Regions from separate parts of the Homo sapiens genome. Here region 2 is linked to region 1. A link is a loop called in an ENCODE intact Hi-C map of the cell type or tissue named here. Cell type or tissue: PC-3. All regions are shown on one strand. Each heading gives the region's core, and the rest is flanking DNA. Links, peaks and the distances in the headings are about the cores only. Region 1 has its middle 180 kb from the start of LINC02476. Region 2 has its middle 650 kb from the start of LINC02476.

Region 1 (5,398 bases), core at 324-5,323:
TCACATTTATTGAAGAGTATAGATGCTCTAATATGAACTTTACACCTTTTTCACTCTTCTAAGTTGAATTATGGGAAATACCTATTCAAAGTTAATTAGTTTCATGTCATTTAAGAAGTTAAGTTATATTATTTCTACCTGCTATTTTAAAATCAAACATTTTAAGAGGTGGTAATGAAATTAAATATTAAGGAAACAGTAAGATCTGGAAAAAAAACAAACCATTTGAACAAATAGGGAAGGTATATATTACTAATTGCTGGCTTTAACCTGAGGATATTTTCAACTTTTTCTTTTCTGAAAGAAATTCCCTATGACATATACTGATCAAGTTTTCAACAATTCCAAAAGGAATTTCTCTGTCTTCAAATTCTGTAAACTTTCATCATCATATGACACTGCTCATGTTGCCACTTTGTAAAAAATGTCTTTATTAGTATTGTTTCCGTGTCTTAATTTGTTTCTTATCCCTCTGCCTTTTGCTACTTAAAAAACATTTTTATTAAATTTGATAAATAATAAAACGAATGTATTTAAGTGTACGATTTAATGTGTGCATGTGTGTGCCTGTGTGTGTGCATGTGTGTGTGTGTGTTAATGTGGAATTAAATAATTTGTGCCCAGAGGGTTAGCAGTTGTGGTTTTCAAAATATGTGGATAAATATTTACATGATTCTCCCTACAAGAAGAGAATCTTAAATTCATTATCCTCAGTGTAGGCTGAGATAGCTTCGAAATAATAAAATGTGGTAGAAGTGATGGCATGTTACTTTCCAGAATCATTTATAAAAAGACTGAGCTACACCTTTGGTTTCTTCTGTTTCTTTCTAGAGATTTTTGTTTCTCTAGACAAATTTAATTCTAGATAAATTGTAGATAATTTTATCAGGTTGAGGAAGTTATTTTCTATGTTTGCTGACAGTTTTTTTTATAAAATTAGAAATGAATTTTAAACATTGTCAAATAATTTTATTCATTTTTGAGATGATTCTGTGGTTAGTCCTCTGTAGTCTAATATAGGAAAAGATATTGACTGATTTTTCAATGTTTGAATAATGGAATTCCTGGAAGATATTCCATTTAGTAATGTGGGTTATCCTTTCTATATGTATTTCTATTTGCTTTGCTAAAATTTTGTTATATAAATGTTGGTCAGTAATTACATTTCTTTGTAATATCTTTTAGGATTTCTGTTTGTTTTATTGTTGTACTGATTTTGATATTGGGGTAACACTAGCCTTGTAGAATTCGTTGGGAAGTATTTTCTCCTTTTCAATTTTCTGGAAGGGATTGTGTGGAACAGATGTTATATCCTCCTTAAGTGCTTGCTAGAATTCACCAGTGAGGACATCTGGTCCTTAAGTTTTATTTATTCTGGGATGTTTTACATTTAATATAATTTGTTATTATATATGCAACTATTCAGGTTACCTATTTCTTTCTTCCTTTATTCTCCTTCTCCTCTTTTTGTTAGCCAAACTAAAATCCTTATTTGGAATTCATGTGACCATCAATTTCCTTTGTTCTGTTCCAGTAGCAGTCCAGAGTATTATTTGCCACATCTGCTTAATCTCCTCCAATCTCTGCCAGTTTCTTAGTCTTTCCTTGTTTCACAGGACCTTGACACTTCTAAACAGTACTGCTCAGGCATTTTGTAGAATGCTCCACAGTGTGAGTTTACCTGATGTTTTTTCATGAATAGATTGAGGCTATGGATTTTGGAGAAAAATATCATAAAGGTACAGTGCCTTTCTCATCACATCATGACATCACATCACGACATCACATCACATCACATCACATCACATCACATCACATCATCACATCACATCACCTCACATCAAATTGTACAGGCATCAAAATGACATTGCTAGTGGTATTAACCCCTGACCACTTGGGTTAAAGTGGTATCTGCCTGTTTTATCTACTGTGAAGTTAAGCATCTTTATTTTTCTATACTTTATTTGTTAGAAGTGACTCATTAAGTCTAATCACATACTCAAGAGGTTGTGAATTAAAGTCTCCTTCCTGGGAAGAGGAACATCAAGAAATATGTGGATATATATGGCCGGGCACGGTGGCTCATGCCTGTAATCCCAGCAATTTGGGAGGCCAAGGCGGGCAGATCACCTGAGGTCGGGAGTTCAAGACCAGCCTGACCAACATGGAGAAACCCCGTCCCTACTAAAAATACAAAATTAGCCGGGCGTGGTGGCAGGCCCCTGTAATCCCAGCTACTAGGGAGGCTGAGGCAGGAGAATCGCTTGAACCTGGGAGGCAGAGGTTGCAATCAGACAAGATCGCACCATTGCACTCCAGCCTGGGCAACAAGAGTGAAACTCCATCTCAAAAAAAAAAAAAAAAAGAAAGAAAAGAAATATGTGGATATATGTGAACCACCATAGTAATTAACATATAGAAGAAATTCCACCCTGTTTAATAAAGGAATGAGAAATATCCCTGCCCCTCTGTGAATCTTAGAATTTATTTCAACCAATCCTTTTGGAGAGTTCTGTGCTGGCCTCAAGTCATTTTTTCACATTCATGTACTGGGCATTTAGCTGAAGACTCAAGGCTGACACCCTGCGGTTCCATGGTCCTTGCATTCTGTGAAGTCCTCTCCCATCCAGTTCTCCGCCCCGTGAACTCCAGCCTCCTTTCCCCCGGCCCTGAAATCTCAGCTCCATTGCAGTGCACAGGACTCTTCCTGAGTTTCTTCTCCCTGCACTATGGCCTGTAAATTATCTCCAGGAAATAGCCTGGGCAGTAAAGGGGCTTACCTTATTTATTTTCTACATCTCAAGCATCACTATCCTTCATTGCCTGGTGTCTGACATAGTGAAAACCATTATTTCATGTATTTTTTTCTGATTTTTATTTTTTCCCGATCGAGTGGATAATTCTGTCTCTGTTACTACATCTTAGTTAGAAACAAAAGTCTTTGCCCCACTTTTATTTCTTTCATTGCCTATCTAATTCATAAAATCAGAAAGCCTATATCCTTTACCTACAGTTGACAGATTGTTTAATAGCCAAAGTAGATTTCACCCTTCTTGAATTGATCTCTTTTCTTGATTTTTTAATATCTGAGGAAATATTTATTAAGGTTAACATCTAGGAATCTCAAGTTTAAAAAATCCTAGGGCTGCCCCCTTTTTTTAAAAAAAAATCTCTCTGAGCATCACTTTTTTATATTTAAAAATAATGGATAAATAAATAATACAGACATCACAGTTATGTTCTGAAGACTAAATCTGAAAAGCATTAAATGCAACTAGCACAGTGATTATTAGCACATAGTAGAAGTTAAATGGCCTACTATAATTTCCATCTTCGTGAGCAGCAATATTGCCTGAATTACCATCATCATTCCAAATATCTTTGTTCTTTATTGTAACTACTTTGTGTATTTTGCCTTCCTCCTTTCATTTAAACAGGGTCTTCCCAAATTATCCTTCTATTTGTCTTATCTTTATAATCTTTATTCTTTTGTTGATATTTCGTTCCATTGTTTTAATCATGTCTGTGCTGTTGATAATTGCCAACCTCGCTTCCAGCTATTATCTCTTCCCAGAGATCCTCTCCCATGACTGTGACTTTATTCTGCCTAACTTCAACTGTCTTTCACAGGTGAAATTCAACACGTTTCTCAACACCAGTGGCCCCACTCACCTCAAGCTGCTTTCTCTTACCATTTGTATACAATTCGCTTATTCTCCATTCTTTTATGTCCTACAGATCAAAACACTAGGATTAACTATGATCATTTCTCTTTTTTCCTTAAATGTAATTCTTTATATTCATTACCACTACCCTATCCTATTTCACACTTAATTTTACTTGATTAGAGAATTATAACACTCTTCAAATTAATTTAATAATCTCTATACACTTTATTCTTTTGACCATTTTGAAAACATTTTTTTCTTCCTATATGAGTGTCAAACAATATACCAAACTAAAAATAAATTTAAGTAAGGTGCTTGTATAAACTAAAATGATGGTCTCAAATTTAGGAGTTAGTGCCACTGAATGATAGGATTATTTTTTAATCCACATAAAGACCTTTGAAAAATAAATGAGTTGGAAAGGTGGCTCACATGATTCATTCTGTATACTTTTCAAAATGTGATGATTGACTTTGTATGCCATCCCGACTGGGCTAAGAAATGCCCAGATAGTCTTTCTAGTTGTGTCTGTGAAGGTGTTTCTGAAAGACATTAGGATTTGAATCAGTACACTAAGTATAGAAGATCATTTTCATCCAAGTGAATTGACATCATCCAATCCAGTGAAGGTCAGAATAGAACAAAAATACAGAGAAAGGACAAATTCACTCTATTTCAGCTGTGACATCCATCTTCTTCTGCCCTCACACACCAGTGCTCCTGGTTCTTAGACTTTGTACTCAGGACTTACACCATTGCCACGCCTTGCCCTAGGTTCTCAGCCCTTCAGCTCAGCCTGAATTATGCTGCCAGGTTTCCTGGTTCTCCAGGTTGAAGACTGCAGACAATGGGACTTCTCGACTTCCATAAATTCACGAGCCAATTTCTACAATAAATCCATACATCTAGATCTACATCTAAATAGATCCTATTGGTTCTGTTTCTCTGGAGAACCCTAATACACAAAATTAAACTTTCTTGCTCATATACTTACTAAAAAAACTTTCTGTTGCTGTCTTTCCTTTTAAGTGAAATCTAACCTTTTTTTTTTTTTTTTTTTTTTTTTTTGAGATGTAGTCTCACTCTGCTGCCAGGTTGGAGTGCAGTGGCGCAATCTCGGCTCACTGCAACCTCTCCCTCCCGGATTCAAGTGATTCTCGTGCCTCAGCCTCCCCTAAGATTAGATTTAACCTATTCAACTTGACGTTCAGGTTATTTGCAATATGCCCATCATATTTTCAGCCTGCATATCCCAGTACTTCTTTAGGTACGTAAGCTATTTTCTTTCTAATAAACCGCTATTGCTCAAAACTTCTCCATACACTCCACACCTCCCCTTTTTGCTCGCTTCTTCTTTTATTTCCTTATTTGAAGTATCCACCCCAAGTTTTTCCCTCTGAAATTTCTGCTTGTTAAACTCTATCACTCCCTCCATGAAGCTCTTCCTGGTATTTTATCCATATTAATCTATTTTTTCTCTAATCTTCCTCACTGCATTTTTAAATGTCTTTTGTAGTATTTATGGCATTTTAACTTTTATTATCTGCATTATATGTATTCATTTTATTTTATTTTATAATCAGTTTATGCTGGATTATAAACTCCTTGGGAGTGTTTGCTATTATTTATTAGCTACGTATTTTAAAACAAGCTATGTTGTACTTAATGCACATGCAAATATTTATTGATTTACATTTGATTTTTAATGTCAGGTTTACAATATAATATTT
Region 2 (5,398 bases), core at 295-5,294, 830 kb before region 1:
AATGATAATAAGTGGATATTATTAAGACTGACTCACCTGGTTCAAATTTAACCCTAGTTCTGAGTTATGCTTTGAAAAAATTATTCATTTGTATGTTTTCTTACATAGTTGGAACATATATGACTTTCTGCTATATTCAGTCTTTAGATTTGTTAACTAGAAAGGAGACTAAATAAATTTCTTATAAAGAATCAGTTTTAACAAATTCTTCATTAAATAGATAAAGAATAAAAACTTTCCCTAAAATTTCAGAGATTAATTGTGAAGTAAGACTTTTACCCGGTGGCCCTTATAAAGACAAAGCTGATTCAATTCAGTGCTCTTGTCTGAACACAGAAGGATGCACTTCTATTGGTGATGATACCAAATTATTTGGTCTTCAGATATAGTCACATATTAAAATATTTTTAAACATAAAGATACATAAGTATTAAAGATAAGACTATAAAAGTAAAATTTTTGAAAATTAATTATATAAATGTATTTTTGAATAGACAAAGTCATCTTATTCTAACTTTTAAGTGACTAGAATCCAGATTCAAACTTCTTACTCAGAACTTAACTAATATTTCATCTAATCCTCCCATTTTGCAGATAGGAAGTGCACTGAGAAATATTAAATTAATAACCTCAGCTCACCTAAGCTCAGTTCACAAAATACAGTTTTACTTAGTTGAGTTTTAACTTTGGTTCACAGTCCTAAGTTTAATTCTGTGATAGTCTCTATTTGTCAGCCCTAACATGTGAAATATCTAGGTAGGGTATAGATTGTACAAGCAATTTTACAGAGTAATTTATGTGATGAGTCATGGGGTTACTGAAACAGTCAGGAATTATAAGACTGCTGCTACATAGAGAGAATCAATTAAAAACAAAAAGGAAGCAAAGCAATGTGAGATAAACAGAGTAGATGTGTATGACATTCTTAAAAGCATCTGTTTTAAGATGTCCTGCTGGTAGGAGAAAAATTAAATTAGATTCAAATATAATTGTGACATATTTTAGAATATGAAATGTCATTCTGTTTGTCAGGCAGGCTTGTGTTACTTGGATTCACAGCAATTATTATTTTTTTAATTCAAGAGTGATCTAACAAATAGTCTGTCTTACCCCTAATACCAATGCTGAAATTTTAAATACTAGGTAGAAAATATTAATCTTCATGAAGGTGTTTATATCCTTGGAATGGAAAATTTTTCTCTCCATGGACAAACTGTTGATTGTTTTTCTCTCCTATCTTTGGAGAAATGGGAGATTTAAATTTACTTTTATAACCATGTTTTTTCAAATGTATCTACTTTCTAAGGAAAAGATAATAGAAGAAACTGGGATTTTGGAAATAAATACAATAAAAGACCCATCAACTAAAGAGTGAATTATTAGTAATGTGCATTTGAAATGCTGCATCATGTTTATTTGAAAAGTAAATGATTCTGTCATATCAGCTCATCTGAAAAACTGACAAAAATATATCCAAAGTAAGCCTATGTAAATATATTTATAAAATTTATAATGGAAATGTATAAATATACTTATGATATTTATAATGGAAATATTTAATTCACATAATAATATAAATATGATTTAATTAAAATATTTCATAGTTGATAAAATATTTTAGGCTTTTAAATTTTACTTTGAACCAGTATAAATAGCTATCTTTTTAACATTTAAAAGGAAAATATCATTAGCTTAGCATTTTACAGGTTTCAAGCTCTACAAGGGGAGAAAAATGAAAACAAAAACAGCATAATTTTGTATTTGGAAGTGCAATGATTAGTACATAAATTATAATTATAAAATAATTAGGTTGTATTACATCATATTATTGAAAGAAGGCTTCTAAACCAGCCTGATTAATGATGGCTTCTTTTGTTTTAACAGTAACACATTTTCAAATCTATAGAAAATAAAATATTTAACATCTTACCATCTAATTAACATGCTCATCTTTAATATTTTGGAGACCTCTCACTTGTATTATAACAAACAGTGAAATCTAAGTGTCCAAAGTGAACCTTTTCATGTTGGTAGCTTTGCAACTGTTACATAACACTAATGCTGATGGCACTTTGCCATCTGACCATCAGTTTTACTTTGGGAACAATGTAGTGATGGTACTGTTGTCATGAGAGCCTTTCATTTAGTATTTTATAATTTTATGCTTATATTTTGTCCATACTAATGTATTTAAAATAATTTTAAAACTTTAATATTGTAAAAATTTGGAGGATTTGTGTGTGTGTATGAGTGCAAGAATTTGATATTATGTCAAAAATTGTACAGTCATCCCTGAAGTAGATGTCAATATTAAGAGCTGAGTAAATTATTTCATAATATAGACTTACTGATAAAAGACAAAGTATTTCTAATATATGAAAACATGATTATGAATGAAAAAGAGATAAACATAAAACATATGAAGCTTGCTTCTTACTAAGGTATAATAACACTTTTAAAAGAACAAAAAAGCTGGCAAGACACACAAAGACAGATTTTCTCATTTCCTTCCTTGGCTTTAGGGAGAAAATGTACTGTACAGTGGAACCCTGGCTTTGGCTGGACCCAAGACCGTATGTTAAATTAATTAATGTAAATTATATTGCTTTTTAAAAAAAGCATATATTCCATTTCCCATCATTTAAACCTCTGAACCCACATATATACAGAACATGGACAAAACTACACACTGTTTCCTGCTGCTAATAATAAGCAAATAAAAGATAATCCCTTAGTAGGTAAACTCATCCTTAAACAAATTTAACTCATATTAGGTGAGTAAACAGATGGAGCTGGCATAGTGCCTTAAAAGTCAGGAAATTCAGACTTGGTAGAGCTGATGAGGTGGAAAGGCAAGAGTATACCAGAGCTGAGGATTGTCCGGAGAAAAACTCTTCGTTTCTATCCTCACCTTCAGTAATGATCTTGGATTCTTAATGGAAAGCTTTGAACAAAATCCATATTTTATGATGATATATCATGAAAAGAAGAGCCAAATCATAGAATACAAAAGGGACTGTGTTGATTAAACACCTGCAGTACTTAGTATTTATCTTCCTTAACTTTACTAGGTTCTGCCTATAAAGCCAGCAAAATGGATTAAAAACAGATTTATGAAGTAGTTGATATTATTACTTTGTAATTTTAACTATAGTGTATCATAAATAAAATATTAGGTATTTTAAATTTATTTTGGATTTGAAGAAAGCACATATAAAGTTATTAGTGAGCAACCTATTTGGGATTGACTTTTGTTTTAAGATTTCATGTTCTCGGAAACAAAGTGTAAGTGTAAGGCGTTGTTGGTTCTGAGATTGTAAATACAAATAAGGCTCTTCCCTTTATTTGCTTTTATGTCTCTTTATTATTCATTCTCTTGAAACAATGATTAAAAGTGAAGTTGTTGGCAAGAAAAGCAGATGGTTTTTACAGCAAATAATTATATTTCCCCATAAAACACATAGAAAATGGGGATTTCTTGGACAACCTCATGTATTTGGTTTAAAATATTCCGTTGTCAAATCCATTTTACTCAACTAACAGAATAGGATTTGTGTTAACACTAAGATAACCCTCATTCCTTTTCTCATTCTTCATGTCCACAATTAGCAAATGCCTTTTTAATATGAGAAAATCAAAGAAGTAAGAAAAAGTACTTGAGATAAAAATGTTGGTATTGTTATGGGATCTTTGGGTGTTGCTTTTCTGGCCAGAAACCTCTGTGGCCGACGGTGCCTTTTCCCGAGTTCTTGTCCTCCACCCAGGAAGAATGAGGTACGCAGACAAGTGGAGGGAAAGGAAGATGAAGAGGAGCTTTGCTGAGTGTTAGAAAAGCTCAGAGGAGACCTGCAGGTGGGTAGCTCCTCTCTATAGGCAAGTCATCCCTTCAAGTGTTCAGCTCTCAGCAGAGAGGAGGCCCTGGAGAGGCAGGAAGCCCTGCCAGTTTTCCACGGGCCAGCCTGTAAAAGGCACCACAGTCCCTATTCCAGTCTGTGTTACTGGCAGCCTGGTCCCTAGCTTTCAGGCCCTCCCTGGACTGAAGGTGGGGCCTCACTGGAGACCCATCCCCTTTTTAATATGAGAAAATCAAAGAAGAAAAAATATGTGAGATAAAAATGTTAGTATGACTAATCTTCCTTAAGTTGATTATTTACATATGACTTTTATAAACCCATGAACAAAAGAGTTTACCTTGTGTTTAACAGAGAACGATCTTCTCCGTTATTAGTCATTAATCTGAATTTACTTTTTCTTTCAGAGTCTACTTTAGCATGCAGTTAAGAGTCACAATTATGATGCCAATATGTGTTTCTGGACTTCAGAAGAACTTAATACCACCTCAGTATATCTTGCCTTGTGGGTTATCAATAAATATTTCATATCATTTTGTTTCTTTAAGCCTTAGAAATATGTCATGTGAAGTATTAAGATAGTCATAATTCTCCAAACCTGAAGAATATATTATGTGAGAGAATTAAATAGCTTTTCCTGAATAATTTTTTCATGATAAAAGTCACTTAAAAAGCTCTGAGCAGATCTCATTTCCCAGAGCACTGCCAGCTCCTGTTCCTTTTCTACACAATTTGGCTTTGAAAATCCATTATCTGTCTATATATTTTTATCAGTGTAGTTTAAAAACGTGGCTGGTCGTTCTTCACTGCTGAAGCGTGTTGAAAGTCATTTCTACTTACCAAATTCAGTAATTGGGCAAGAACAAATAAAGTACATAGAAATCAGTGTCTCTGCAAAGAGACTATTATAATTTTTGCAAACACTGTCACTACTTTGTTTTATTTTCATGTGTACATCCGCAAGATTGAACAAGTTGAGCACTTGATGCAAAAAGTATAATTTGATTATTTTCCTTTCTCTGAAGATTTCCTTGTTATGTCTGCACGGGTTGGATACCAAAGGGTCTATGATCTCACTGGTCATATTGTGAAAGGTCCTCTGGTCACAGTGGCCCACAGAATATTCTCGGTATATAATTACCAAGTTTTTTAGCATAAGCCAAACTTACAAAATCGTGTTCATTGTTCTGGAGTACTTTAGGATCATTTACAGCAATAGTAAAAGAGAGAACTTTCTAATTAGAAAACATAAATTTGTTTATGGAAATTCAACTTTATTCTCTACATTTGCTAATTTCAGGATTGTACGTGGGCAACTGAGAAGAAAATGGGGGTGTAATTACAAAGACACTTCTTGAATATAGTACCATCATCTTGAGGTGTTGACATTCTGTAGGCTCAGCAGGTGTTCAAAGACGACACAATGTTTCATTAAGTGCTTTGGTGGAATAAAGTCTGGTTTTCTAGGAAACAGCCCCTGAGATGATGTGGTTTACCTAACGTAGTGATTCTTTTTTTTTTTTTTTTTTTTTTTTTTTGAGACGGAA

The links. Hi-C counts contacts between places; a loop is a spot of excess contacts. Peaks named below come from ENCODE experiments on the same cell type or tissue, not always from the same donor. Only the 100,000 strongest peaks of a DNase experiment are listed, where the experiment ranks them.
Region 2: a loop joins it to region 1, with 5 times the contacts of the local background. A loop is called at or near these places in 1 of 110 quality-filtered maps.

The regions. Positions count from the first base shown.
Region 1 is chr7:120,087,551-120,092,948 of GRCh38, forward strand. No RefSeq gene overlaps it. Among named protein-coding and RNA genes, the nearest start is that of LINC02476, 180 kb to the left of the region's middle. In PC-3, for the core only: a CTCF peak has its summit at 2,574; a DNase peak (open chromatin) is centred at 2,601.
Region 2 is chr7:119,254,131-119,259,528 of GRCh38, forward strand. No RefSeq gene overlaps it. Among named protein-coding and RNA genes, the nearest start is that of LINC02476, 650 kb to the right of the region's middle. In PC-3, for the core only: no CTCF peak of the experiment used is centred there; a DNase peak (open chromatin) is centred at 2,791; H3K27ac peaks cover 1,366 bases.